Regions from separate parts of the Homo sapiens genome. Here region 1 is linked to region 2. Evidence: chromatin loops called from intact Hi-C (ENCODE). Cell type or tissue: MCF 10A. All regions are shown on one strand. Each heading gives the region's core, and the rest is flanking DNA. Links, peaks and the distances in the headings are about the cores only.

Region 1 (15,667 bases), core at 3,817-11,816, 150 kb before region 2:
GACTGTATTTTCCTATTTGCATGCCCGTAATCTTTGACTGGATGTCAGACATTGTGAATTTTACCTGTTGGGTATGGATATTTTTGTGTTTTTAGAAATATACATGAGCTTTGTTTCAGGACATAGCTAAGTTACTTGGAAGCAGTTTGATCCTTTTGGGTCTTGCTTTTAAGATTTATTAGGTGGTACCAGAGCAGCATTTATTCTAGGGCCAATTATTCCCCCCTACTGAGGCAAAACCCTTCTGAATACTGTACCCAATTACCCTGTGAATGACGAAGTTCTTTAGTCTGCCTTGTTAGATCAGAAACTACTCCTGGCTCTTTGTGAGGCTGGGCACTGTTCCCTCTGGTCCTCTTAGCTGGTTCTTGCCTCAGCCTTGGGAAGTTTTGAGCCCTTTCCTCCCAACTGCTGACAAGAACACATCTCAGAATGTACTTTAGGGAAATTATCTGGAAGATAAAGAATTGGTCTGAAGTTAATTCCCTCCCGAACCTTTGGATTTCCATAATTAACTCAGGGACAAATAAGATTATGTGCCACAACATCATGCTTATAAAATACAATGTGAATTTCAATGTCATGGCAATGATACGATAGTTGACAATAAAGGAAAATAGCTAGAAAAAATCAAATTAACCTTTTCCCAAAAAGTAAATAGTAAGTTGATGACTAAAACTCTAAGTCAAAATTTCAAGCCTGACTTTTCTGGGGTCTGGGAGGAAAGATTTTATCTCTCATTTCCACTTCACTCTTAATTCATAAGATAGAAACACCAAGAATTAAAAAAAAAAAATCCACCAAAAAATTCCTAGCATCTTGATAGTCTTCTCTTCACATTTATAAATTTTAAAGAAATTAAAAATCCTTACATACATTAAAGATAGAGGACATACGCCTAGAAATGTACCTCAGCATGCATATGCTAGCTAGGAAAAGAAAGCAACTGATGAAATCTACATCCAGGTTCACGTATTTCTGTCACTTGTAGAAGGCACTTAATAGATCAGAATTTGCTAAATAAGCACCCAGATAGAGATAAAATACTTCAATCTCCCAGGCAAAAACTCTTGCATTCATTAGTACTGGTATCCAAATTAAGAGTAACAAATTAAAATTCCTTTAATTTTCTATACTTTGCTATAAATATTAGCAGGAAAATAAGCTTGCTTATTTGAGTTATAGACATTTATTGCAGAGATGCCTTCTTTATGTCTTTTCCTTACATTCTAAACTTTTTTTTTTTTTTTTTTTTTTGAGACAGAGTCTCCTTCTGTTGCCCAGGTTGGAGTGAAGTGGCGGGATCTTGGCTCACAGCAAGCTCCGCCTCCCAGGTTCACGCCATTCTCCTGCCTCAGCCTCCTGAGTAGCTGGGACTACAGGTGCCCGCCACCAAGCCCAGCTAATTTTTTGTATTTTTAGTAGAGACGGGGTTTCACTGTGTTACCCAGGATGGTCTCGATCTGCTGACCTCGTGATCCGCCCGCCTCAGCCTCCCAAAGTGCTGGGATTACAGGCGTGAGCCACTGCGCCTGGCCACATTCTAAACTTTTTAAAATTTTTCTTAGCTTTACATTTATTTGGCAGATGGAAAGGAATTTTCAAAAGTCTATGCATTTATTATTATTTTTGGTAATTACTTTCTTATTTTTTCCCCACAAATGACCATTAAGTATTATTTTACTTACAGCATGTAAAAGCATTTAATGATAGAAAATATTTAAAGATCTACTTTGATCTAGAATGTAAGGTGTAATAACATAAAATAAATGGTCTGTGCAGCCCACCTCTAAAATTATGCTCTATACATTTATCAGCCAAAATGAATACAATAGAATTAGATATGTGGACATCTGATTCCAAATATGTGTTTGTTGAGAGAAAGAGAAGCCACGTCTAAACTGAAAAAAAAAAACATACTAATAAGGAATACTTGATTAATTTTAGGAACTCAGGAAATGTCTTTTAGGAAGAAAAAGTAACTACACTTGTATCATTTCTTAGTCACTGATTTTGATGAGTGGTCTTCTCCCAGCATCAGGTGGGGTTGGGGAGGTGAAGGCAGCATGCCACAAAGAGAGCACTTGACTTTGGAGAGATACACCCACCCAAATACTCCATGACCCCTTATGGGAAGAGAAATCCAATCTCTGAAACAACTCCAATAAATAACCAGACAAAATCACTCCCCTGCTTAAAATTATCCATTCACTGGTCCCCATCACTCTCAGGACCTGCTCTCTGTTTATATTTATTATATCATTGTTCACCCCCCTGCCCCAGGTATCATCAGGGCTTACTATGAAGTTCTCAGATTATGCCATGTTCCATCATGACTCCATGTTTCTGCAGTGGTCACTGCCTCTCTCAGGAATTCTTGTAGTCTTCATGGACTTGCAAACCATCCCAAATCTGCCTTCTAATTTGCTTATGGTCATAGTGGACACACAAACTGATTATACTTGGGGTAAATGAGAAGCTATGACGAGAAGAATATAAAGTAATTTGTCTATCTTTTGGATTTAATTGCATTTGGATCGACAGTGGAATAAAAATCACCATTTAGGGAAATCTCTCATTGTTGGTTCAGCTGGAGGCTGGAAAAGTAGAGGATCATTCCTAACCTTGAAAGTAAGCTGGGATGCTAATTTTACCTTCTGCGAAACAGATGATTTAAGTTGTCCTTATGGAGAAAAATAGCTCAATACATTAAAATTGGCACAAAACAAGCTCAGTGATAATTACGATTAAAGATTTCATAGATTTAAAACGTGTCTTAGTTACAAAAATCAAACTTTACCTCTTGAAATGATTCACCAGCACTCCAACAAGTTCTCCAATTCGACTCTCATGGGTTGGCTGTTTGCTGAAGAGGCAGACAATGAGGTCTTTGTTGTCTTTCGTATGGAACACTACAAGTTGGTCCTTTCCATTGGAGACACTCAGACCAGTCAACTGCAAAGAGAAAATGCATGGAAAACTATTTGGATCATTCTCAAAAGAATGAATTAAAAAATACATTTTGGAGCTGGGCATGGTGGCATGTGCCTGTAGTCCCAGCTACTTGGGAGGCTGATACAGGATGATCATTTGAGCCCTGGAGTTTGAATCCAGCCTGGACAACATAACGAGACACCATCCCTAAAAACAACAAAACACGTCATACATTTTCTAAGGGTTTTGCTCAGTGACCCCCTGACTTTAATCTTCTATCAGTTTCACGGAACAAGCAGATGGAAGGAAATAATAAAGAGCAGAAATGAACAAAATTTGAAATAGAAAAACAATACAGAAAAATTAATGAAACAGGGATGGTTCTTTCAGAAGATCAATAAAATTGATAAACCTCTAGCCCAAAACAAAAAAAGAAGGAAGAACTTATTGCCAATATCAGGAATGGAAGAGGGGCCATCTCTATAGACCACACAGACATTAAAAGGATAATATTAAAATATTTGGACCAATTCTATACAAAAACTTATTCAACAACTTAGTTAAAACCAAATAATTCTGGCAGGGTGCAGTGGCTCACACCTGTAATCCTAGCACTTTGGGAGGCCAAGGCGGGCGGATTGCCTGAGCTCAGGAGTTCGAGACCAGCCTTGGCAACATGGTGAAACCCCATCTCTACTGAAATACAAAAAAAAAAACACACAAAAAAACATTAGCCGGGCATGGAGGCGTGCGCCTGTAGTCCCAGCTACTTGGGGGGCTGAGGCAGGAGAACTGTTTGAACCCAGGAGGCAGAGGTTGCCGTGAGCTGAGATCATGCCACTGTACTCCACTCCAGCCTGGTGACAGAGTGAGACTCCATCTCAACAACAACAACAAATAATTATTTAAGAGTCACAAAATACTAAAACTCTCCAAGAAGAAATAACTTGAATAATTCTGTATCTGTTGAAGAAATTAGATTTATATTTAAAAACATTTTGAAAAAGAAAATTCTAGTCCCAGATGATTTCAATAGTGAATTCCACCAAACATTTAAAGAAGAAATAACACCAATTCACCATATTTCTTCTAGAAAATAGGAGAGAAGGGAACACTTCCTAACTCACTTTGAAGCTGGCATTATTCTGATATCAAAAATAAACACAACAGTACAAGAAAACTACAAACTGATATCCTTCATCAACACGGATGTAAAAATGGATGTCAAGAAAATATTAGCAAATTAAATCCAACAATACATAAAAATGATAATACAACATGACCAAGTGGAGTTTATCTAAGAAATGCAAGGCTAGTTAGGTATTCAAAAATTAATCAAGGTAATGACAGAATAAAATGACAGGATAACAAAGAAAATCCACAGATTGTATCAAGTGACACAGAAAAAGTACTTGACAAAATTCAACATCTATCCATGATAAAAATTTCTCAGCAAACCAGGATTATAAGGGAACTTAACCTGATAAAATGACATATACAACATGCCACAGCTAACATCATACTTGGTGAAGAAGGACTGAATGTTTTCCCTTAAGATCGGGAGCAATGCAAGGATTTCCACTGTCACTGCAGCTATGCAACATTATACTGGAAGCCCTAGCCAGTGCAGTAAGGCAGGTTAAATAAATTAAAAAGCGGCTGGGTGTGGTGGCTCACGCCTGTAATCCCAGCACTTTGGGAGGCTGAGGTGGGTGGATCACTTGAGGTCAGGGGTTCGAGACCAGCCTGACCAATATGGTGAAACCCTGTATCTACTAAAAATACAAAAATTAGCCAGGTGTGGTGGCAGGCGCCTGTAATCCCAGCTACTCAGGAGGCTGAGGCAGGAGAATCGTGTGAACCCGGGAGGCGGAGGTTGCAGTGAGTTGAGATCGCGTCACTGCACTTCAGCCTGGGCAACAGAGCGAGACTCCATCTCAAAGAAAAAAAAAATTAAAAAGCATACAGATTGAAAAGGAAGAAACACATGTCTCTGTTTTCAGATTACATGATTGCCTACATAGAAAATGCCAAGGATCCACAAAATAGCTCCCAGAACTAATAAGCGCATCTAGTAAGGTCAAAGGATACAAGGCTGACATACAAAAATATTTCTATATTAGCAATGAAAAATTTGAAACAAAAATTGAAAAACAAAACCATCTATAACAACTCCAAAAACAAAAATACTTAGATATAAATCTAACAAAACATCTATCTGTAGGACCTACATGTTGAAAACTACAAAATGTTGAACAAGTTAAATTAAAAGGCTGATGAAAGGAATAAAAGAAAACCTAAATAAATGAAGGAAAATAATATCCTCATGGACTAGAAAACCCAAATTCTTAAGATACCAATTTTTCCCATATTAATCTATAGATTTAATGAAATCCCAACCAAAATCCCAGCAAGATTTTTTGTAGGTATCAACAAGCAGATTCTGAAATATGTATGGAAAAGCAAAAGAACTAGAATAGCCATAACAGTTTTGTAAATGAAGAATAAAGTTGGAGGGCTCATAGAGGCTGATTTTAATGCTTAGTATAAAGCTAGGTTAATCAAGACAATAATTTAGAAAGGAAAAAAAAAACATAGATCAGAAACAGACTCACGTGAATATGGCCAATAATTTTTTCACCAGGGTGCAAAGACAGCTCAATGAAGAAAGGATAATGTGGGCATCTGGATAACTTGGAACATTTGGACACCCCCATGCAAACGGAAATAAAAGTCTACCTAAATCTCACATCTCGTAAACAATTCAGAGTGCACTATAAGATCGAAATGCAAAATGTAAAACTAGAAAACTTTTAGGAGAAAACATAGAAGAAAATCTTTGTGACCTTGGGCTGGCAAATATTTCTTAGAAATGATACCAAAAGCACAATCCATAAAGCAAAAAAATTGATAAATTGAACTTGATCAAATTTAAAACTTTTGCTCTAAGGAAGACACTGGTGGGAGAGTGAAAAGACTAGCCACAGACTGGTAGAAAATATTTGCAAAAATGTATCTGATAAAGGACTTGTATTTAGAATCTATAAAGAGCTCTTAAAACTTGATAGTAAACAACTCAATTAAAAATGATGGATAAAAGATTTGAAATCACTTCACCAAAGAAGGCATAGGGGTGAATAAGCACATGAAAGGGTGCTCAACATCAGCAGCCATTAGGGAAATGCAAACTAAAACTGCAATGGGAACCACTGCAAACCCATCAGAATGGCTAAAATAACAAAACAGCCTACAACAACAAAAGAGTGATAATACTAAATGCTGGTGAGGACACAGAACAAGTGGGACTCACATGCATCATTGGTGAAAATACAAAATGTAAAATGTTACAGCCACTGTGGAAACAGTGGTTGTTAACTCAAAAAATTAAATGGAAAATTACCACATGAGCCAGCAATCTCACTCCTAGGCACATATCCTAGAGAAATAAAAACTTAGCTTCACATGAAAATTTATACATGAATGTTTACAGCAGCTCTACTAATAATTGACAAAAGCTGGAAACGACCCAAATATCCAGCAGCATGTGCACGGATAAACAAACTGTGGTACATTTAAATAATGGAACGCTACTCAGCAATGAACAAACTAATGATACAGATTACTGACATGCAACAACATAGATAAATCTCACAGGCATTATGGTTGAATGAAAGCAGCCAGTCTCAAAAGGTTACAGCCTGTGTGACGCCATTTATATGATATTCTCTAGAAGATAAAAGGATAAGGATGGACAACAGATCAGTAGCTGCCAGGGTTTGGGGTTATGAGGAGTCCGATACAAGGGAGTTTTTGGGGTATGGAACTACTCTGTATCCTGACTGTGGCAGTGGTTACACAAATTTACGCCCATACTAAGACTCAAGAGACCTGTACACCACCACCCATGCACGTAAATTATATTCATTGCCTATAAATTTAAAAAATTGCACACCCTGGCTGTTTTGATCTCTAGATATTCTACTTTGGTCAATAAAGCAGAAGTCAGAGTGATTTCCTCATTCTGTGGTCTGTTCTTCTATTGCATAAAATACCGAAGTGCCACCTCCTGGCTACCACAGGTGCTATCAGCCAGGCGGGCAGGCAGCATGAACAAGGCAACCACTGGGGGATGGCGCAGTGCCACACGGCCTGTGGTAGGGACAGACGTGCAGAAGATGCTGAGAATGTGATCCCTGTTCTTGGGGGATTCACAATCCAGTTGGATCAGAGGAAGAGGTAAGTATTAAATAACTGAAGAAAAACACCTTAACAATTTACAGATTTGCAGTGTCACTTAGTTCCATGCCTATGTTTTACAGATAGAAATTGAGACTGAAGGAGTTCAGCCCGTCTGCAGGCCCGGGAACTAGAACTCAGACCTGCAGACTGATGGGGACTCATGTTCTTTCCATCACACCAGGTTTTTCAAGTATCATGTATAAATGAACATAGAATATTTATATATTCTATAAATAAGTATTCCCATGAATACATTTTCATAGGAGGTGAGTTCTTGGGTTGATTTTAAAGAATGCCAGGGTCAGGGCTTAATGGAGAGAAGGGAAAATATTAAAGAAATTGGAAATCATTCACCAACCAATGTGGATCGTGGGCTTTCTGAGGCCATTGGTAAGAGAATATAGCAAACTCTCTGCCACTTACATGTACTGGATCCAGATGATTTTTATATGATTAAATTAAAAATATCATTTTCATTTTAAAAAAACATTTTATGTCTATCACGCTTCACTCTCATTTCATTATTTTATATGTGAAATTCAAAATTGAATTGATGTAGCACTTCACAGGAGAGCTTGATTAAAGCCTAAAGAAATGAGAATGGTAACAGCAGTAACTCTGCCAGCATATCCCAGGAGCATTAGCTGCAGGGGTTCAGGGAAAAGAGACAGATTCGGCAAAGAACGCTGAAACCACAGGGATAGAGGATCCCTTCCTAGGTGCTACCTGGACCAGAGGACAGGAGCCAATGACTCTGCTCTCGGCCACAACCCCCTCTCAGCGGGTGGGCTTCTCTCCCTCCCCTTCTCTCTCCCTTGCTGTCTAGGTGGCTTTATCTGCTGTGGATGGGAATTCTTCATGTGTACGCCCAGGCCTAGTGGTGTGTCAGTCTCAGAAGAAATGAGGGAAAACAGTACTTAAGTTGCTCTGCTACACAAATAATGAAAGATTAAGTCCCTATTGTTGCCAAAGCAGGACAAACAGCACCCAGAACGTCCCCTTTAGTTCTGGAAGAAAGGATGGTAAGTGGGGATTAGTGTACTAAGGATGACCTGGGTGTTAATCCCAATTCAGCCATGTGATCTTGAGTGACTCATTTAATTTATTGGGGCATCTGTCTCCTTTTCTGCAAAATAAGGATAACATCAGGTGCCTTGTCTACCTTGCAGGGTTGTGGTAAGGATCAAATAGTAGCAACTCTGGAGTACAAAAAGTAAATAAGCAAAAAAACCCTCTGTCTTCGAGGGTCTTACACTCTAAGTGAAAATAAGTCAGCAAAACTTTATCACTGAAAATATAATTTTAAAACCTTACAACACCATGCAAATGGAAGGTATTTTGTGAAACACCTCAGCTGGGGAAGGGGTCACTACCTCATTGCATTTGGGCAGCCATAACACATAGATGCGTTTCTCCGAACAAAAGGGAAACTCCTTATCAAGGCTCCCCCTGCCCCTGTTGCTTCCTTATTTCTCCTAATCTATGAGATTTCTATGCTATGATAAATCTAAGCCTTCCCCTTCTTTGGCCTTGAAGATTTGAACAGGGCAAAAAGAGTCTCTGATTGCAACCCATTTCAATTCTCCCAGCCTCTCCTTACTAAGAAGGACCAAACAGTGAACACAACTAGATAGGTAAAGAGCTGAGCAGTTCTGGAAGAGGAGGCCGGCCTGAGAAATCAGAGCAGATGTCCTCTCCTCCTCTGCAATGGAATGAGCGCTAGAGAGCAGAGCTCACTATACAAGAAAATCTCTAATCCATATTCTCATTTACGAAATCAGCGCAAAACAGACCGATATTAGAAAGAGAAATAATTCGAAAAGACAAATATGATAAATTACATACACAATGGAAGCAGTAACTGAATAGATACTTTAGAAAATTAAAGAATAATAGAAGAAAACATCCCAGTCTTTAGACAGAAAGGAATCACAGGTACCAGCCAAACTTAGAGGATCTTCTGGATGTGTAGCCCAGAGAAGTTTTAGACCTGTAGAATAAAGGAAAAAATCTTCAAGTACCTAGGCATACAAAAATAAGTTATCTACACAGGAAAATAAAATTCAGGTTTATATCCTTTTTTAAAACAGAAAACTTGGCCAAGTGTGGTGGCTTACACCAGTAACCTCGACACTTTGGGAGGCCAAGACGGGAGGATCACTTGAGGTCAGGAGTTTGAGACTGGCCTGGCCAACACGGTGAAACCCCGTCTCTACTAAAAATACAAAAATTAGCTGGTTGTGGTGGAGGGTGCCTATAGTCCCAGCTAATCAGGAGGCTGGGGCAGGAGAATCACTTGTATCTGGGAGGCAGAGGTTGCAGTGAGCCGAGATCATGCCACTGCCCTCCAGCCTGGGCACTGAAGCGAGACTCCGTCTCAAAAACAAAAAGAAAACTCTATTAATTTTGTCACAATTCACAGGAGGAGATAAGTAAATCCATTTTATTCTTGATATCAATTAGGAAAGATCAGCTCAAATATTTAACAGTAATCATTAAGATGAAAAAGGATGTGTAAGGTTCTAACCAGTAGTAAAAAGAGAATAAATAAAACTTGACCAATGCAGCAACAGAAAAAAGAATGAAATAGCGTGGGAGCATAAAAAATAGAAAGCATTTAAATAACACGATTGAATTTAAGAAAAGTTTTTTTGCCAGTTGCTGTAAGAAATGTGAACAGGATACAACTCCTTTATTGGAGGACGAGGGGTTATAGATTTAAGCAAAAAACAAAAATATACCCTGTTTATAAAATTAATTAAGATAAAAGTAGAAGTTTATGAATGAGAACAACATACATAATAAATTAAAGAGCTGGTTCTTTGAACAGACCAAACCCTTGGCAGAGTCTCACCAAGGAAAAAACAGGCAAAACCGCAAATATTTAACATTAGGAATGAGAAAGGGATTTAAGAAAGGGTGTGTTGACTTTCAAAATTATAAGAGGCCAAGAGCAGTTGCTCAAGCCTCTAATCCCAGCACTTTGGGAGACTGAGACAGGAGGATCACTTGAGGCCGGGAGTTCATGACCAGCCTGGGCAACATAGCAAAAACCCCAGCTAAAAAAAAAATTAGCTGGAGCTGGATGTGGTGGTGCGTGCCTGTAGTCCCAGCTACTCAGGAGGCTGAGGCAGGAGGATTGCTTGAGCCTAGGAGTTTGAGGTTACAGTGAGCTGATCACGCCACTGCACTCCAGCCTGGGTGACAGAGTGAGACCCATCTCAAAAAAAAAAAAACAAAAAAAAAAAAAAAAGAAGAAGAAGAAATTAGAAGAGAAAAACTTTTGTAATTGTAATTTCATATTAATGAAATGCATATTTTTTTTTAAAGATGTGGTCTAGCTGTCTTGCCCAGGCTGGAGTGCAGTGGCACGATCTCGGCTCACTGCAGCCTCTACCTCCCAGGCTCAAGCAATCTTCCCACCCCAGCCTCCCATGCAGCTGGGACCACAGGAGCACGTCACCACACCCGGCTAGTTTTTGTATTTTCAGTAGAGACAGGGTTTTGTCATGTTGCCCAGGCTGTCATGAATTCCTAAGCTCAAGTGATCCTCCCACCTTGGCCTCCCAAAGTGCTGGGATTACAGGTGTAAGCCACTGCACCAGGCCTGAAATGCATGATTTTATAGGAAAATATAAATTAGTAAAATTGACTTAAAGAAAGATAAAACAATTAATTTCTATTTATAACTAGCAAAAAGTTTTTTTTTAGATTATCAGAAAAATACTCTTCTAGTTCTTACTAGGCACAGGTTATGTTATAGGCCCAGGTAATTTCTATCATACTTAAATGCTCTACAATATGGAAAAAGAGAAAAATCATACTGACTCATTTTATTTATCCTGCTAGCAAAACCTGCTGAATCTCTCTCTCATACACAAAAACAAACACACCCAGAAATCAATGTAACGTACAAATACAGATGCAAAATCCAAAATAATTAACAAACTGGATGCAACAAGATAAACACCATGACCATGAGCGTATATTCACAAGGGTAAGGGTGGTTCACTAGTAAGAAATACCTCAATATAGGCCAGGTGCAGTGGCTCACGCCTGTAATCCCAGCACTTTTGGAGGCCGAGGTGGGCAGATCACGAGGTCAGGAGATCAAGATCATCCTAGCCAACATGGTGAAACTCTGTCTCTACTAAAAATACAAAAATTAGCTGTGCGTGGTGGTGCGTGCCTGTAATCCCAGCTACTCGGGGGGCTGAGGCAGGAGAATCGCATGAACCAGGAAGGCAGAGATTGCAGTGAGCCGAAATAGTGCCACTGCACTCCAGCACTCCAGCACTCCAGCCTGGGCGACAGAGCAAGATTCCATCTCAAAAAAAAAAAAAAAAAAAAAAAAAGAAATACCTCAATATAACTCAGTTTATTTATTAATAGTTCACATTTATGTATTATCCGTGTGCTTGTCCAACCAGAATGATCTCCTTGGGGTCAGGCTCGCTGGCTTTCACTTTTTTCAGCCAAGTATGAAGTTTTGCATTTGTATTGTTTTTATTTTACAGTATACCATGGTATATAAAACAATACTTCATTTTACAGTAAGATGGTAAATACTCAAATGTATTTATTGCTATTTCATCACTATAATAATGTTTTAATTTTTTTTTTTTTTTTTTTTTTAACTCTGGAGCATCTTTGTTCCAAACTTCCTCCCAGTAGCAGCTGTTCCACAATCTTCTGTCCTGGAGAATCTCTCCTCTTCTTTGGTTACTGCTCTCTACATACACCTCTAAGGGACTTCATTCTTGGTATTCCCCCCACCTCCCTGCCCTTCCATGCCCCCGCCCCCCACACCCCGTCCAAAGCTATGCCTGACACACAAAGAACTTTCATGAAATTGTAGCGGTCACTTAATTTCTGCAGGTGTTTGCTCGTATTTTGACACAGACACTTGGGTTTTTGGATGTACTATTCAACTTCTGTTCTTTGATTAGACTGCAGAGATAATGCTTATGTTCTTTTGATCTCAATTAACAAATTGATTTGGCTGCTCTTTGATGGAGAACATTCTGTTCATTCTGTTTTCCATTCAGAAACTTGGGAGACAGTTTGCTCTGGCTTTTTGCAGGACACCTGGTGACTTTCTTTTCACCTTTCTCTGTTCTGTTCATCTGTCTCTCCTAATCTCCCTCCTTCTCCCTTCCCAGTCCCCCACATCTTGTTCCCTCCTTACTCCTCAACTAGCTATAACTCAGGAAGCTCAGCTGTGTGGGCTCATCATGGAAATGGTGGAAGCTGTGGCATAACTGAGAGTTTATCCCTTTATAAGCAAGCATCTCTTGAAAGCAACAACTTGCTTGAGCCCAGAGCCCTCATGCAAGCAGGCTGATGGTCTTGAGGTGCCATGCCGTGAGGCAGCCAAACCTCTCAGAGGGGTCGTGTGCAGGTGCTCTGGTCAGCAGTCCTGGCTTGAGCTCTGCCAGCCGGGGCCAGACAAGTGAGTGTATGAGGGCTCCAGTGATTCCAACTCTCACTCACCAAGTAACCCCCACCTTCGAATCTTCCTAATGGAGGCCCTAGACATTGTGGAGCAGAGGCATGCTGGCCTCACAGTGCCTCTTTCAAATTCTTTACCAACAGAATCCAAGAACATAATAAAGTAGCGGTCGTTTCATTCCACTAAGTCTGGGGTGGATTGTTACACAGCAATAGTAATTGGAATAAAAATTTGGAACAGGAGTAGGGTGCTCCTATAACATAATCCCAGATAGTTGGCACTGGCTTTGGGAAGTAGGTGGAAGCTGGAAAGGTTCTGAGAGACTGTTGGGGGAATCATGGCAGGCCTTCAAGAGGAGGTCAGTGAGGGCCTGAGGAAAACAGGGAAAAGACTACTTCGAGCCAGAGGAAAGCGGACCTTTGTTAAGGAGAAAATTTGACAACACTGTTGCCTATGGGAAGGCAGAAAATAGAAAATGTACGTAACAAATGTGATGATCTAGATAAGGAGATTTCTAGACAGAATACTGAAAGTGCCATCTGGCTTCTTCTTGCTGTCTATGAAAAAAATGTGAGAGGAGAGAGAGGACCTTAATAAAGAATGGTTCTGCTCTCATGTAAAATTTAGAGGAAACATAAAGAAGCCTGCAATTGCTAGGCTTGAAAATAAAACTGTTTCTTATTCCCAGCTTCTCCAGATGGCAAATGATTCTCAAATTAAGAAATGGTTTCAGGGCAACGGATCAAACCCAGAGTGGGATTGTAAAATCCTTTGTTAAAACCTTAGAAAGATCGAAGGCATCCATAGTATCTTCCAGACAGACTAAACGAGGCTCTAAAGATCTTTAGGGCATGCCTTACAAATTCTATCCGATAAACAACAGGGCTCCTGAATCTTAAGGGTCTTGTCCCACAATAGCTCACGAGGAGCCCAAGGTATGGGAGAGTTTATTTTGCAGAGATTTGTGGGCGTGTTTTTTGTCTAATGGAGTGATTATAAATTGATACACAGTGAAACCATCAAAATTTCAAAGGACTGGACTGAAAGCAACATAGACATGGCAAAATGCAAAGAGGCTCTGGACCTGTGGACAGGAAGCAGCTAAGAAAGCTACTTAGTTGCAAACACAGATGGTCAGTGAGTGTTTTGTGCCCCTCATTCCCCTCCTCTTTGAACAGAAATGTCTGTGGTAGGTATCCCACCCCTAGATCATCACTGCATGTTGGGTATGCGGGGCAGGTAACTTTTCCTTTTAGTTGGTCTTCAGATTGCAGGAACTCTACTTAAGGAACTGTGCCTGGATTGAATTAGATGAGATCCTGGCCCTTGACCTTAAACCTGGTATTATAAGGAGATGAGACTTTTGGGACATCTTGGGAGTGGGTAAGCACATTCTAGTTTATTTTACTTCATTTTTTTGAGTCAGGGTCTCACTCTGTTGCCCAGGCTGGAGTGCAGTGGTGCAATGATGGCTCAAACCTTGAGCTCCTGGGCTCAAGCAGTCCTCTGCCTCAGCCTCCCAAGTAGCTGGGACTACAGGCATGTACCACCACATCTGACTAATTAAAAACTTTTTTTTTTTTTTTTTGGTAGAAATGAGGTCTTGCTGTGTTGCCCAGACTGGTCTTGAATTCCAGGCCTCAAGTGGTCCTCCTGCCTTGGCGTCCTTAAAGTGTTGGGATTACAGGTGTAACCACAGTGGTTGGCTGGTAAGTGCATTTTAAGTAAGAGTAACAAAAATAATTTTTAATCAGCGGGTAGAAAGTGGAGGATTTAAAACAAGTTTGCAAAATTTTTGCCACTCCTCCCATAGAAAGATAGAGGTCTATATCCTCACCCCTTCAATCTAGGCTTACTATATGACTGGCTTTTGACGAATAAAATGCAACAGAATTGGGGCTGTGTGACTTCTGAGGCCTGCTCATAAAAGGCAATGCAGCTTCTGCCTCGTTTAATGGGACACTCATGTTTTGAGCACTAAGTCAGCTCATAAGAAGTCCAACTACCAGCCAGTCGTGGTGGCTCATGCCTGTAATCCCAGCATATTGGGTGGATCACCTGAGGCCAGGTGTTCAAGACCAGGCTGGCCAACATGGCCATTTCTATTAAAAATACAAAAATTAGCTGGGCATGGTGGCGCATGCCTGTAGTTCCAGCTATTCTGGAGGCTGAGGCACGAGAATTGTTGAACCTGGGAGGCGGAGGTTGCATTGAGCTGAGATCACGCCACTGTACTCTAGCCTGGGCAATAGAGTAGACTGTCTCAAAAAAAGTTAATAAAAAAAATAAAGAAGGCTGACTACCTTGAGGCCACCATGTTGTGAGGAAGCCAAGCATCTCCAAAAGGCCTCATAAGGCTCTCCGGTCAGCAGTTTCAGTCTCCGAGTCCTCCCCACTGAGGTGTCAGTCACCTCAGTGAACATGCCTTCAAATGATTCCAGCCCCAGCCCTTAAATCACCCCTAGTCTTTAAGTCTTCCCAGCTAAGGCCTCAGATACTGCAGAGCAGAGAGAAGCCACCTGCTTTGCTCTTTTTTTTGAGACGGAGTTTCGCTGTTGTCTGTTGTTGGCCTGGGCTGGAGTGCAATGGCATGATCTCAGCTCACTGCAACCTCTGCCTCCTGGGTTCCAGCAATCCTCCTGCCTCAGCCTCCTAAGCAGCTGAGATTACAGGCACCCGCCACCATGCCCGGGTAATTTTTATATTTTTAGTAGATATGGGGTTTCACCATGTTGGCCAGGCTGGTCTCGAACTCTTAGCCTCAGGTGATCCACCCGCTTCAGCCTCCCAAAGTGCTGGGATTACAGGCATGAGCCACTGCTCGCGGCCCACCTATTCTGAATCACTGACCCAAGAACATATGACAGTAACAGAGAGAAACCTTAATTTTGTAAATGCATCATAGAAAGAATACATTGTTTGGGATAACTAAGAATTAATTCCTTTATAAACAGACAGTCACTTTCAAAAATTTTTTGTTATTATTTTAACACATCAGATAAACAGTAAAAATACCATATTTATAAATATTTTCCCACTTCA
Region 2 (15,667 bases), core at 4,487-12,486:
CAGGCGTGGTGGTATGCGCCTGTAATCCCAGCTACTCAGGAGGCTGAGACAGGAGACTTGCTTAGGCCTGGGAGGCGGAGGTTGCAGTGAGCTGAGATCGCACCACTGGACTCCAGCCTGGGTGACAGAGCGAGACTCCATCTCAAAAAAAAGGAAAAAAAAAAAGATAGACACAAAGGGACAGTTAACACAGACACACAAAGAGGAGGGCAATGTGACTGGAGTGATGCAGCTACAAGCCAAGGAATGTCCAGTGCTACTAGAAGCTGGAAAAAGGAACAGACTCCTCTCTACAGGAACCTCCAGAGAGAGTGTGGCCCTGCTGACATCTTGATTTTGAACTTTTGAACTCCAGAACTGTGAAAGAATAAGTTTTTGTTGACTTAAGCCACCGATTGTGGTTAATTTGTTACAGCAGCCCTTGGAACCTAATGTACTAAGGTAGTTATAATTTTTAGTTATACTTTCTGATCAATTTCTACTTTATTGTATTGTTAATAAAAATACGGCTAGTAAGAGTTTTACTTTTTAAAATAATATTTGGAAAATAATGTAGCAAAAATGGTTTTTGCTTATGCAGTTACCCAACTATTTGCAGATCTTCATGTACAGGAGTTATTCTCACCTAGGGGCCTTTTTATGCCTACTGTTTCTTCTACTTGGAAAGCTTTCTCTTTTCTCTCCCCTCTTCCTAATTCATTCCCCTGACTAACCCTCTTTTACTTTTAGGACTCAATTTGGATACCACTTCCTCCAGCAAGACCTCTCTATACCCCTCTCAGTGGGTTAATTATTCCTACCCACTGCTCCTATAATGCCTGTGCTTCTCTAGTTTAACTGTTTCCATTCTTCATTATAGTGACCTTTGATGGACGTACATGCCTATACTCTTCACTAAACTGTTGGTTCTTTAGGGCAAAGACCATCTTATCCATCTTTCTATCCCAGTTCTTAATATACTTCCATGATTTATTGACCCGCCAGCTGATTCTTACTGAACACGAACTATGCCAGGAACTGTACGAAATGTACATGGGCAAGTAGTGTGTGCTCAATAAATGGTTGAAAAGCAAGGAATGAATGAAGCTATGCCATTTTTAAGTTGAACAAATTAAAATATATTGACATATCAAATGACCAAAACATGCAAATGAATATAAAACCAATTTACATTTTTCCTGGTTGTATTTTCTAAAGTGAGGCGGCATGCAAATCATGGTAGGTACCAAGGTAAGATACTCACACTACATCGCCTGCATAATGTCGAATTCGAAAATCTCGATCAAACTCCAGAATTTTGTCTGAGGCACAGAGCTAAGGAATCAAGAAGGATATTATTTTGAAAACAGACATTTTTGCTTTCCTAAAAATATATTCCAGCTTAATATGAAATGATGATAATATCACAAATTATGACATCACATTGTGTGGGGCTTGATTTAAAAATATGGCTTATGTATTATAAAGACTAAACTTTCACTAGAAATCCACACAGCTAGACTACATTTCCTGACCACTCTTACAGCTGGATATGGCCAAGTAACCAAGTTCTGGACAATGGAGGTAAAGTGTGGCTGTTCTAGGCCCAAACTGGTGAAAAGTGAATGATTCCCCTCTGTGCTTTCTTCTCTCCCCCAACTAGTTGGATGCAGAGGGTAGTCCCTAAGGCATGGAATAGTCAGAAGATAGAGGAAGTTTGGGTCCCTGAGAGAGACACAGACTTCTACTATCTTATGACACTTTAATCTTGGCTACAGGCTAGGCATGGTGGCTCAGGCCTGTAATCCCAGCACTTTGGGAGGCTGAGGCAGGCAGATTGCTTGAGACCAGTAGTTCAAGACCAGCCTGGGCAACATGGTGAAACCCCGTCTCTACTAAAAATACAAAAATTAGGCGTGGTGGTATGCATCTGTAGTCCCACCTAGTCGGGAGGCTGAGATGGGAGAATCACCTGACCATGGAAGGCAGAGACTGCAGTGAGCCAAGATTGGGCCACTGTACTCCAGCCTGGGCAATACAGCGAGACCCTGTCTCAAAAACCAAACCAAACCAAACAAAATTTAGCTACTATCTTCATGCAGTCCAGCCTACCCTGACTGATAGAGTTTCTTTCTCCTCCTTAAGGAGGACCATACTGAAGGAGGACTTAAGGAGGACCATACTGAAGGCTTACTAGTTGTTAGGCATACACATCTTATTCAGTCTTCAATGCTGACATATAAGGTACAACAATCTCTCTGTTACACACATGGAAACTGAGGTTCAAAGAGGTTAAGCAATTGGCCCAAGATCACATAGCTAGTAAGTGGTACCCCTGGAAAGGACTCCTGGAATCGAATGTAACATCTGTGCTCTCTTATGTACATGGAGGCCTGGCTCATCTGTCTGCTAAGCTGAGACTCCAGTTCAGGACTATCATTTCACAGAAGATAAAGCTTCTGCAGCTCCTTTTCTCCCTGAAGAGGAATAGTTTATGGGAAGGCAGTTTTTATATGGCTGTGGAGGTCTCTATGACTTTCTACAATCTTCCTTGTTACAGTAGCATCTAGACTTCTTTGTCTGCCCTGTTAAGAATCACTTGGAATCTTATAGTTTCTTAAGCAGACATCTAGGAGAGTCCACAAAAGTTTCCCTGGGGAGGCCAGGCGTGGTGGCTCACGTCTGTAATCCCAGCACTTTGGGAAGCTGAGGCGGGCGGATTCCGAGGTCAGGAGATTGAGACCATCCTGGCTAACACAGTGAAACCCTGTCTCTATGAAAAAAATACAAAAAATTAGCCGGGCGTGGTGGCAGACGCCTGTAGTCCCAGCTACTCGGGAGGCTGAGGCGGGAGAATAGCATGAACCTGGGAGGCAGAGCTTGTAGTGAGCCGAGATCATGCCACTGCACTCCAGCCTGGGCGACAAGAGCAAGACTCTGTCTCAATAAATAAATAAATAAATAAATAAATTTTCCTAGGGAAATATACAAAAACCACTTAGGTTCTAATGTTCGATAACAAATAATCTCAACCTGAAAGGTGTATTCTATTAATTTGACAAGTGAATAATTACAGGAAATTAGAGTCAGACCTCCACGGTTCAAATCTTGCCTCTACCATCTACTCACTCTGACTTCTTTAATAATTACTTATCTCAGAGAGTTGTTCTGAGGATTAAATGAACTATTGAGAACAAAGCATCTACCATACAGAGAGGTCTCCAAAATACTTAGTTCCCCTTTTCTGCTCTCTCTCTTATTAACCCCTTTTACAAACTGTTTTATTTATAAAACCCCTTAAGGAAAAGGACCCAAGAGATGTCTACACTAATGGAACATTCTTACATTTGGATACTGCAAAGTTGCAACTGATCTGAACACAGGAGGTTTTAGATTTTTCTTTATTTTTTTTGGTAATAGCAGTTATGTATTTATCATTTAACTTTTTATATTAATAATTTAAATAATAATTTTATGCTTTATTGGATTATTTGCCTGTCTCTCCATGGTAACTTTAATACGGAAGAAGCAATGTAGTCCCTAAATGAAATAACTGTCACAAGACAGAAACCTCTAATTTAACATGCCAATAAGTCTAGCTAATCAGTAACCCGTAGCAAATGATGATATCCAGCTCAACACACAGAATAGCATGTGTAATAAACAGTTCACAGTGATTAAAATATTTTGATAGTTTGATCATTTCTTTTCTTCATTAGGTAAAAATCCCAAAGAAGAAGACATTTAAAAAATCTCTATCTCAAAGAAATAAAAGGTATTCAAACTGGAAAACAGAAGTCAAATAATTCCTGTTCACTGATAACATGATCTAATACCTAGAAAACCCTAAAGACTTCCAAAAGACTCCTAGACTTGATAAGCAACTTCAGTAAAGTTTCAGGATATAAAATCAATGTACAAAAATAAATAAGCATTTCTATACACGACTGATAACACTGAAGCTAAGAACCAAATCAAGAACTCAATCCCATTTACAATATCCACAAACACTCACACAAAAGAAAACCCTAGGAATATATTTAAACAGGGAAGTGAAAGATCTCTACAAGGAGAACTACAAAACACTGACAAAAGAAGTCATAGATGACACAAAAAAATGAAAAAACATACAATGCTCATGGATTGGAAGAATTAATGTCATTAAAATGCCCATACTGACCAAAGCAATCTAAAAATTCAATGCATTTCCTATCAAATTACCAATGTCATTTTTCACAGAATTAGAAAAACAATCCTAAAGTTCATATAGAACCAAAAAACAGCCCAAATAGCCAAAGCAATTCTAAGCAAAAAGAACAAAACCAGAGGCATCACATTACCCTGTCTTCAAAATTATACTACAAGGCTATTGTAACCAAGACAGCATGGCACTGTTACAAAAATAGACATATAGATCAATGGGACACAACAGAGAGCCCAGAAATAAAGCTGTATACCTACAATCAACTGATCTTTGACAAAGTTGACAAAAATAAACAATGGAGAAAGCATACGCTATTCACTAAGTGGTACTGGGAAAAATAGCTAGCCATATACAGCAGAATGAAATTGGACCCCTGTCTCTCACCATACCCAAAAACTAACTTAAGATGAATTCAAGACTTAAATATAAAACCTGAAGCTATAAAAATCCTAGAAGAAAACCTAGGAAAAACTCTTCTGGACATTGGCCTAGGCAAAGAATTTATGACCAAGACCTCAAAAACAAATGTGACAAAAACAAATGAGACTTAATTAAACTAAAAAGGTTCTGCCCAGCAAAAGAAATAACCAACAGAGTAAACAAACAACCTACACAATCAGAGAAAATATCTGTAAATTATGCCTCCAACAAAGAACTAATATTCAGAATCTACAAGGAACTCAAATAACTAAATAACAAAAAAATCACATAACCCCATTAAAAAGTAGGCAAAGAACATGAACAGGTATTTTTCAAAAGAAGAAATACAAACAGCCAACAAACATTTGAAAAAATGTTCAACATCACTAATCATCAGAGAAATATAAATTGAAACCACAATAAGATATCGTCTTATACCAGTCAGAATGGCTATTACTAAAAATGTCAAAAACAGATGGCATGGATGTGGAGAAAAGGAAATGCTTATACATTGTTGGTGGGAATGTAAATTAATACAACTTCTATGGGAAACAGTATGGAGACTTCTCAAAGAATGTAAACATTTCTTTTAAATGGTAGTTCTAAAAATAGAACTACCATTTGATCTAGCAATTCCACTACCAGGTATAACGAAAAGATATTTGTACTCGTATGTTTACCATAACATTATTCACAATAGCAAAGTCATGGAAACAATCAATCTAAGTGTCTATCGACAAATGATTGGATAGAAAGAAAATGTGATATACATATATATAATGGAATACTATGCAGCCATAAAAAAGAATGAAACCATGTCCTTTGCAGCAACAGGGGTAGAGCTGGAGGCCATTATACTAGGTGAAATAATGTACATTTTCGCTTGTAAGTGGTAGCTAAACAATGCATATGCATGAACACAAAGATGGAAATAAGACACTGGGGACTCCAAAAGCAGGGGGTGAGAGTTGAAAAATTACATATTGGGTACAATGTTCACTATCTGGGTGATAGGTAAGCTAGAGGCCCAAAGTTTACCTTTATGCAATATATCCACGTAACAAACCTGAACATGTACACCTCCCAGATCTAAAATAATAAAAATAAATAAATAAACAAATAAATAATCACTACCTCAGCACTTGTCTTAGGGATACCAAAAGAAAGAGCCACTTGGTCTGAAAGTTGGGAAACCTGGGCTCCCATAAATTTGAAAAAGAAAAAGAAAATCCTCTCCACAGACAAATTACTATTTAGCATTTCATGTCAAATCAGTAGCAAATACTGATGTGGTATGTACAGTTACTCTTACAAATGACATGGCTGGGCGTGGTGGCTCATGCCTGTAATCCCAGCACTTGTGGAGACCCATGTGGGCAGATGAACTGAGGTCAGGAGTTCAAGACCATCCTGGCCAACATGGTGAAACTCCGTCTCTACAAAAACACAAAAATTAGCTGGGCATGATGGCAGGTGCCTGTAATCCCAGCTACTTGGGAGGCTGAGGCAGGAGAATTGCTTGAACTCGGGAGGCGGAGGTTGCAGTGAGCCAAGATTGCACCATGCACTCTAGCCTGGGCAACAGAGTGAGACTCCATCTCAAAAGAAAAAAAAAAAAAAGGAATGATATTATATTTCAAAATATTTGGTTGACACATTTAATTCAGGTATATAAATGGCCAAGGTAGAAGATATCAAAATGAGGTGGATTTGATTTCTCATGTGAGACTCATAGCTAATTTAAATGAAAATTTAAATAAGATTTATTTGACATGATTGGGAACAATTCAATTCAACTTTACAAACACTGATTAAATGTCTACCATCTGGTAGGCACCGTGCTAAGTGAGTCTCCAAACCTGAACTGTGATTATAAAGGGCATTTATAAACTTTCCCTCAAAGATAGGACATTTGCCCATGTAATCATGCCATCTTTAAAAGCATCACTCTAAATTATTTAGGTGACTTCTAACTTTGCCCAGTACTCTGTCCCCAGCACCTAGGATTGCACCTGGAAGATGAGAAGCACTTATTAGGTATTTGTGGTGTAAATAGGGAATGACTGAAGCAGTACCTCTAACCCAAAACCCTAACATGAAAGAGCAGACTGTAGTATCTGAAAGCCAATTTGTAGTAGGGTTACTATCAATCCTCAGTAACAGACCAAGGAGAATATTTTAGAAAAAACTGGCCTAAAATAAATGTCAGCTAGTAATCTATTTCTTGACGATTTGGGCTTTAGCTAGTTAATTGTGGAATTTCTCTGTTCTGATTACATAATTTCAAAGGAGATAAGTTAGAAAATAGACTTTATTCACACTAAAAAATGGCAGTGTCAGAGATTTACATGGAACTCTGGAGAGGCAGAAATGTTTGCCCCCTTTTTCTATGGATGTGAAGGAGCAAGGGCCTGTTTTCCCTTTAGCATATGGTTACTAGACAAGACTATGGGTAGGGAAGTCTCAGGGGCGATGATGATGTGTTCCTCTTCTAACACAAATTTCTTGAACAAATATTAATAGCAAACATATTCCATGCAAATGGAATATTCCATGCAAATGATATGTCCATATCAGCACAAAGGTCTGATAAGCACAATTGTCACCAATTACTACAGATATGTGATCTGTTTATCACTTTTTTAGATCCTGAAAAATGGAGAGTTAAAAGGATACCCATTTATTTAATGAATAAGTTTCTCTGTAATAACTAGAATTACAACTAGAATCTCTCTGTTTTCAAGGAAGTCATATGATCTGAAGAAGTACAGCAGAGTGCACAACACATTTTGTTACTGAGGATTACAGTAAAAAGTCAAGGACAAAAGCTATTTTCCATGCCAGAATTATCAGATGCAGGAGTAAAATTCTAGCACATGAGCAAGGACTCTACATCTATTGGTTACAAATGACATCATGCTTTCTAAAGAATCATGCTCATTTTTCCTGTTTCTACCAAATTGCATAGTCTGGAGCTCCCTCTCCTGGATTAACATGATTTTATCAATTTCTTCATACTATAAACCAGAGAGGCAGAATTTATCCACAGCAACAAATCATTTAATGAATGTTTATGACTTTTCTTTCTTATTAAAGGGGACATTCTTTTATCCCAACATATAAAGTCGTTGAACTCCATCAAACAATAAGGAGAACCTCACAGATAAAAGGAAGAAGGTGTCATTAAACACATTACCTTTCGGCTGGAAAAATGGGCGTGTTTGCCCAATTTACTGTTAAGTGCTTCAAGAAACATTTCATCGGTGACTTTGCCGACATTCATGCAAGCATCATCAAGGATTGCAATGATCCCTTTGTGCTGTTGCTCCACGAGGTCAACAATGATCTGATTGTTGAAGTAGTCAATCTGTAGGACACAGCAAGGAGGGAATTCTGAAGAGAACAGTGACCAGGCCAGGTTAAACCCTGATGCTCCCATTTGTATCAGGAGTTCAGGTAAAACTACTTTGGTGTCAAATGTGTGAATAACATTAAAGAGGTCTTACGCTAAAAAGAGTACACATTCTAACAGAGGTTTATTTTTAAATTTCTTTGTTAACTTTCTATCATGAAATACACCGTCTGAGATTAGTACAGCCCAAGGCAAAGATAATAAGGTAGACACCATTTCTCCCATTACAAACTCATTTTAATCCTGCCTCCAGATCCCACACCCAACCCTACTCCTTCATACCAATCTGCCTGCCATTAACTGTAAGGTCCACCTTCCACAAAGGGCCAACAAATAACCTTAAAGTATTATCTGATATACTACTTCATAATAAAGTTAAGGTACTACACAAAACTTGCAATTTTATAAAAGTAGGGTACAAGTTAAATGTTTAGTTCTAGAAATTTTGTGCAATATGTTCATAACGATGGCTGCAGTTGCCACAAAGTGCCTCGTTTACCTTTAAATACTGTTAATGTGTCACGCATGCAGATGGAAGGGGTGGAACTGTGCACTAAAGTGGGGGCTTTAACTGTAGTGTTTGGCAGAGTTGCCTTCTACCTGCCAGTTCAAAAGTTCTGTTTTCATGCAGAATATATATACTAAAAAATTTCAGTCTTTTAAACAGCCTTACTCTGATTCAGCCTCTTCAGATACTCTTGTGCTGTGCAGTAGTGGCTCTATGTGTAAATGCCATGCACTGAGGGTACACAAAAATATCAACATTATGTGTACAGGATAATGCCTCATCCCAATCAGATGTCCATTTGTCATTGTGTTTGTTAACAACCCTTTATCTCTTAGTGTTAAATAAACTCCACTTAAAACGGAAAAAAAAAAAAAAGAACTTGCATTTTTAGTTACATGACCCTGAATGACTAAAATCCAAAAGAGCATTTCTTTTGGTTTCCCCAAAGTTAAAAAGCTTCAATAGAATTTTGAACAATTTGAAAAAATTCAGTAGAATTTTTACATTTTTCTAGGCATAATATAAAGAATTTAATTCTGAGAAATAAATATCTATAAAAGATAAGAAAAAGCTTTTCCTTTACTTCCACAAGGTGAATGAAGTTATAAATAACTTCTGGCTTTTCAGCAACTATACATGTACAAGGTTTGTCCAACAATCCTCTGCCACACCTGTTTATTCTGACAGCCTGCAATGTACCTATCACTACACACAGAAGGCACACAAAGAAAGGCCAACTCAGGCAAGCTGCACATCTCAAAGAGGGGCAGCTTATGATCACACAGTTTAATCTTGCTATGTCCCATCTTACGCAGGAGTTACCTAAACTGATTGCTGTCTCCATTACCTTCTATAAGGTCTATATACTCATAATAGACCATTCAAGTGACTCATGTATTCCCATTTCATGCTTTAAAATCCAAGGTTTTATGCCAGTTATTTGTACATGGCTTTTAGCTCCATTTCTAGTCTTGCATGTTCTCTTCTGTATCTTATGGACTGAAACCTGTAAACTGGGTAGTTTTTACTTTGTTTTTTATACTTTTCTGATCTGTCTAAACTAAAGTTTCTCAAATAGGGGAATAGGGGGAATTTTGCTCACCAGGGGACATTTGGCAATATCAGGAGACATTTCTAGTCAAAATGGGGTAGGGGTGCTACTGTCATTTGGTGGGTAGAGGCCAGGGGTGCTGCTAAACATCCTACAATGCATAGAACAGCCTCCACAACAAAGAACTATCTGGCACAAAATCTCAGTAGTACTGAGGTGAAGCAGTGTAGGTCTAAATATTTACTTTCATTATGGGCATTTATTACATTTCTAATTAGGGAGAAAAGTTATTTCCATCTTTGGAAAAAAAATCCTAAAAATACTCAAAAAGCAGGAGCTCTATATTAATAGTTGACATCTTAGACTTCGGGACTGTGAAATTAAAGACGAAGTCTTTTGTCCCAGGGACTAAAGAATTACCTTCCCTAAAATCCCAATTATATTATTAAAAGCTATTGGTCTCTGCTAGTAACTTTCAGTTTGTAAGTTTAATACTGCTTCAAACATTGCTTAAACCAGTAGTTTTCAAACTAAGTTCTTCCAGCAACTTGGCATTCCCGTAAGGTTTCCTAAGGGATACCAGGAGCCAGAAGACTTGTGATGGGGTAGCTTAGGGACATGGGGCTCTGGCCTTTCATACCCACTCCAGATAAAACAGCTTTGTGCTTGAGTATCAAGTTCTCAATAGTTAAAATGATTTGCAAACTACAGCATCGAAAGCTTTTAAAAGTGAATGTACCAGATAACCAGACATTATGAACCTCCTGGTGGAAGTTCACACACAGTCTATGAAATGGGCTGTGGAAAAAAACTGACTCTGAATCCAGTCAAGACTCTAGATCTAACAACCAATATACAGGACATACAAGAAACAGAGAAACATATTAAATGGCACCTGAGGAATGCAATTAGCAAAATCCAGACTGTGGGGAACTCCATAACAAATGACTCATTCTCTTCAACACAAGATTGCAAAGAGAGATCATTCAAGGAAAAAAAGAAACATGGAGAAAATCTATAGATATGCAAGAGACCTATCAATCAATCATAATGTAAGAAACTTATTTGGATCCAAATTTAACCTGCAAAACAACAACCAGAAGACAATTAAGGAAATATGAAACATGTATACTGACTGGATATTTTATGATATTAAGGAATTTTTGTTAATGTTTTAGGTATGATAATGGCATTGTGATTATGGTTTTTGTAAAACTCTCTTAGAGAAATACATGGAAATATTTACTGAATAGATACCCAATTGAATAGATGAAATAATGTGATATCTGAAATTTGCTTCAAAATAATCTGGGAGTAGGTGGGTATAGTACAGATGGCATAAGACTGGCAATCAACTGGTACGTGTTAAAGCCAGGTGATGGGTATATAGGGTTTACTGTACTATAGTCTGTCTTCTTAATGTGTGTTTAAAATTTTCCATAATAAAAAATCTTTTAAAAAGAATCACTATGTTTAGAAGTTTGGGGTTTTACCCAGAATAGAGATTCTAATTGTGGGGGGATCTGCCATGTAGTAAGTAACTGTTACCTTGGAGTTAGCCTTCTGCTCCCTCTAGGACAAATAGTTCTTGGTTTATTTAGCGAAAATTTTTTGCATTTTGGGATTCTTAATTCTTTTTGAGATGTTTGGAACAGTCCACTGCATTACTTACCCTGTTGTCAATTATGTCTGTGAAATTTGATATTCTGATTGTGAAAGGATATTTTTGACTAGTACCTTGGAATCACATTTGAATAACAAGTTTTATGATTAAATTTGGTATTAAAAATCCAAGCTTCAGTTATACCGTGTATTATATTATACAACAGTTTCATTCTTAGAAAGCTTCATATACACTTAATTGAACTGAATTAAATTTTAATTGTATTAGGAGAGTTCATTATTTAAGTCAAACTATAGATAATTCTTATATAAAATAGCCCTTTGGTTTATATGCAGATAGGTAAAATTTATGCCAATATACCTGAGCAACTGTTTTATGGTATTCTAACGTTTAACACATGATGGAAGGCAGATACAATTTTGAGGCGGGAAAGCTATTTGTTATATCACTGTCTCTTTATTTCAGAATGAGAGGAAATAGAAAATAGGTAGGAAGGAAGATAAAAGTCATTTAAATATAGTATTTCAAATATTTTTTTGCTGCTATTATATTGGATAACAAAAAACAAATACTGGCTTCATTTCTATTCTCTGGCAAGAGGATGAACAATCATATAAACTCAAACTACAGAAACTTAAAAGTTTTTGTATTTTTCAAGTTTATTCTCAAAATTGCTTAAAAATACAAACTTACAAGAAAAATTACTATGTCTCATTTCTATCATAAACAGAAGGTCTTATCACAGGAAATTTAAAAACCAAACAAGTCATGCCTTTTAGCTTTGATCTCTGTGGTTTGCACTGTGCACCCATTATACTTTCCAGCTATATCTTACCAGATTAGTTTGCCTCTGACAAATACAAAAGTTCCCAAAGATTGATTAGAGTAGAGGTGATAATTGAAGTGTAATACACAAGAAAATGCAAAGTAAAACAAGTATTTTAATGTGTAGGTTTCAGAGAATATAAACAACATTAACTGAAGACAATAAAATACCATATAGTCTACAAAGTAGAAGAGGAGAAAAAGGAGGAAAAAGGGAAGAAGAAACTAGATTCTGAAGCAAAGTTCAGCCAATTTAAGGTATAACTTAATAAAGTATGCTAAACCTAACAGACAGATATAAACCAGTAAGTCCACGTGGTAGCAGCCATAAAGTGAAAACAGGTTTACTGGTTCTAACTCAGGATGTTCTGGGCATCAACAAGGCAGTCTATCAAATTATAGCAATCCCACCTAAAAATGATGAAATTAATTGTATTTACATATCCCAAAAAGGAAAGCTAAGGTTCAGATGTTTCAAATACCCCCAAAAGATCAAGAAATACCTAAAATAAAATTTGACATTATCAATAATATGAGAAACACATGAAGGCATTTTCCATAAGAGTCCACTCACATGTTTCCAGGGGATCCCTTCCCGCTGGTATTCCTCTTGTTCTTGCTTCAGAACCAGCTGAATAAATAGCTGCTGCAGTTTCTCATTGCAGTAATTGATACAGAATTGTTCAAAACTACAAGAAAAGGAATAAATTAAGTTTCAACAAATAGAAAACAGGCAACAAGGTTTTAAGTATCTTTTCCAGTTTACCTGTTGTTGTCAAAGATTTCAAAGCCATAGATATCCAAGACACCAATAACAGTGTTTTTCCCATGGATTGTGGTGTCATAGTTCTTGACCTCAATAATATCATTGATGCGAGTAACGATCCAACAAAAAAGGCGCTCATATATTGCCTGCAAGGAAAATAGCATCATAAATGCTTGCCAATTTGGGAATGAGTCCTCTGTTTGGATTTGTGATCAGTTTTAAATTCCTGTCCACCTTCTCACTGTTTAGCATAGCCATTACTGGCCTCAGCAGAACAAATGAAAATGTAGACTGTCCATTTAAAAAAACCCAAACTACCTGATGTATGCAAAACTAAAGTAAATAGCTTGTATTTTTAAAAGATTATTACCGGTCATTATACCAATTCCAACGACACTCTCCAGGCATGTTTCCCTGCCCGGCTATATCAATAGTTTGCCTGATCCCTTGAATAAGCCAGTTCATTGCTTTATTATTAATTTCATCAACTATAAAGAGTTGAGAGCTAGTGAGTTAATATCTATGATCCACTAAAGCTATATGAATTCTAAAAAATATAAATATTGATTTCTAATGCTAAATGAAGATCTGAGCCAAAGATCAAGGGTTGAAATTCCCTGAGAATCGAACACACATCCAATGCACAAGAACACACACACTAAGCCACACATGGACAAAGGTGCCACACGCTAACACACATTCACATCCCGATACACATGTGCTCTGCAACGTCACATCGTTAGAAAACCTTCCTTAACGTCTCCTGCCAGCTACCCACTCTCTTCACCCATATCCATTACCTCCCCTTTACTCTTCAATCCACTCCAGTCTCCACTTACATCCTATTACTCCATTGAAATGGCTCATCAAAGACTCCCAGCACCTCTACATAGATACTTCTCGTACCTCATATGGACATCTTGCTCTGTCGCTCAGCATCACTCAACCTAGGTTTTCACTGCCTTCTTGGAACACTCTTCTCTCTGGATTTCGGATAATAGCCTTTCTGAATTTTACTCTTTGTTCACTGGATGTTCCTTTTTGGTGACCTTTGGTAGAGTCTCCTCTTCTACCTGACTTGTAAAAGTTGGAGTTCTTCCTGGTCCTCTTCTCTTCACTCTCTAGCACCTTCTAAATCATCTCACCCAGGATTAAATAATACAAATATAATATGACTCCCAAAAGTATTATCCAAATCCAGACTCAGAGAACAGTCTCTGAGCTCCTGACTCAAGAGCTTGACTGTCTACCTGACACTGACTCTTCAATGGCTCACAGCCATCTCAAACTCAAAGGACTCTTGATCTTTCCTCTTCCAACAACTGTTCCTATCCTACTTTTAGCCACAAATAAATAGCACCACTTAGAAATTCACTGATTTATTCAACAAATATTTGCTGAATACTTATTATATATAGTTTGTTAGAGATACAGGTCTAGGCAAACACAAACATAGTCTCAATGTCCAAGAAACTTAGGGAATAGAGTGAAGGAAAAAATTATTCTCTCTGTCTCTCTCACTTGCCCCCCACCTCGCAGATAAACATCCACACTAAAGGAGAGGTACATGGGGTCTTAGGGAAATTTAATCTATGCAGTGCTCAGGAAGGTTAGGGAAGGCCTCTCTGGGAAAGTGATACTTGAGACCAGAAGGATGAGTAAGAGGTAGCCAAGCAAGAGAGGAGAGAAGAGCAGTCCAAGCAGAGGGAACAGATGTGCACAGGCCCTGTGACTGGAAGGAGAAAGGGATCAGGATAATCTGTGAGGACTGAGAGAAGACTAATGTGCTGGGCTGAAGAAAGGGGGGCTGGGTATAGTATAAAATGAGGTGGGAGAGGTGGGCTGGAGCCAGACCATGTTAAAGTATTATTCTTGCTTCTCTCATTCTCCACATAATAGGTCCTATGGATTTTATTTTCTCAACACAGTCCATTTCAAATCATCCTCCTCTCCCCATTTGTACTTTCACTTTTCTGATTCAAGCTGCCCTCATCTCTTTCCTGGATTAACAAAATATCCCCTTAATTGACCTCTTTGCTTCCATTCTTACTCTAGCCCCCATAACATTCTCCATACTAAGGCCAGAGTGATCATTTTAAAAATGCAAACTTGCCAGGTGCAGTGGCTCATGCCTGTAATCCCAACACTCTGGGAAGCTGAGGTGGGCAGATCACCTGAGGTCAGGAGTTTGAGACCAGCCTGGCCAACATGATGAGACCCCATCTCTACTAAAAATACAAAAATTAGCCAGGCATGGTGGCGGGTGCCTGTAATCCTAGCTACTCAGGAGGCTGAGGCAGGAGAATTGCTTGAACCCGGGAGGTGGAGGTTGCAGTGAGCTGAGATCATACCATTGCACTCCAGCCTGGGTGACAGAGAGACACCGTCTCAAAAAAAAAAGAAAAAAAAAAAAAGACAAAAAAACGGCCGGGTGCGGTGGCTCACACCTAATCCCAGCACTTTGGGAGGCCGAGGAGGGTGGATCACAAGGTCAGGAGATGGAGACCATCCTGGCTAACATGGTGAAACCCTGTCTCTACTAAAAATATAAAAAATTAGCTGGGCGTGGTGGCGGTCGCCTGTAGTTCCAGCTACTTGGGAGGCTGAGGCAGGAGAATGGCATGAACCCGGAAGGCAGAGCTTGCAGTGAGCTGAGATTGTGCCACTGCACTCCAGCTTGGGCAACAAAGCGAGACTCCATCTCAAAAAAAAAAAAAGGCAAACTTGATGTCATTGCCCCTCCTTAAAGTCCTCCCTATTGCTCTCCATTGCACTTAGGAAAAATTCAAATTCCCCCAAAACTAAAAACCAAGCCTAAGACTTACAAGAGTAAAAAATGAAATAGACAGTAAACTAATCAACCAGCAAAACAACAACA

The links. Peaks named below come from ENCODE experiments on the same cell type or tissue, not always from the same donor. Only the 100,000 strongest peaks of a DNase experiment are listed, where the experiment ranks them.
Region 1: a loop joins it to region 2, with 3 times the contacts of the local background. A loop is called at or near these places in 7 of 110 quality-filtered maps.

What each region holds. Positions count from the first base shown.
Region 1 is chr17:32,602,287-32,617,953 of GRCh38, forward strand. MYO1D (myosin ID) reads right to left here. Exons shown (of 22, transcript NM_015194.3): 21 at 2,801-2,955. Among named protein-coding and RNA genes, the nearest start is that of CDK5R1, 120 kb to the left of the region's middle. In MCF 10A, for the core only: a CTCF peak has its summit at 7,030 (motif pointing left); a DNase peak (open chromatin) is centred at 7,025.
Region 2 is chr17:32,747,693-32,763,359 of GRCh38, forward strand. It overlaps MYO1D (myosin ID), which reads right to left. Exons shown (of 22, transcript NM_015194.3): 9 at 12,790-12,935; 10 at 12,598-12,712; 11 at 7,800-7,970; 12 at 1,244-1,314. Among named protein-coding and RNA genes, the nearest start is that of MYO1D-DT, 120 kb to the right of the region's middle. In MCF 10A, for the core only: a CTCF peak has its summit at 7,594 (motif pointing left); a DNase peak (open chromatin) is centred at 7,559.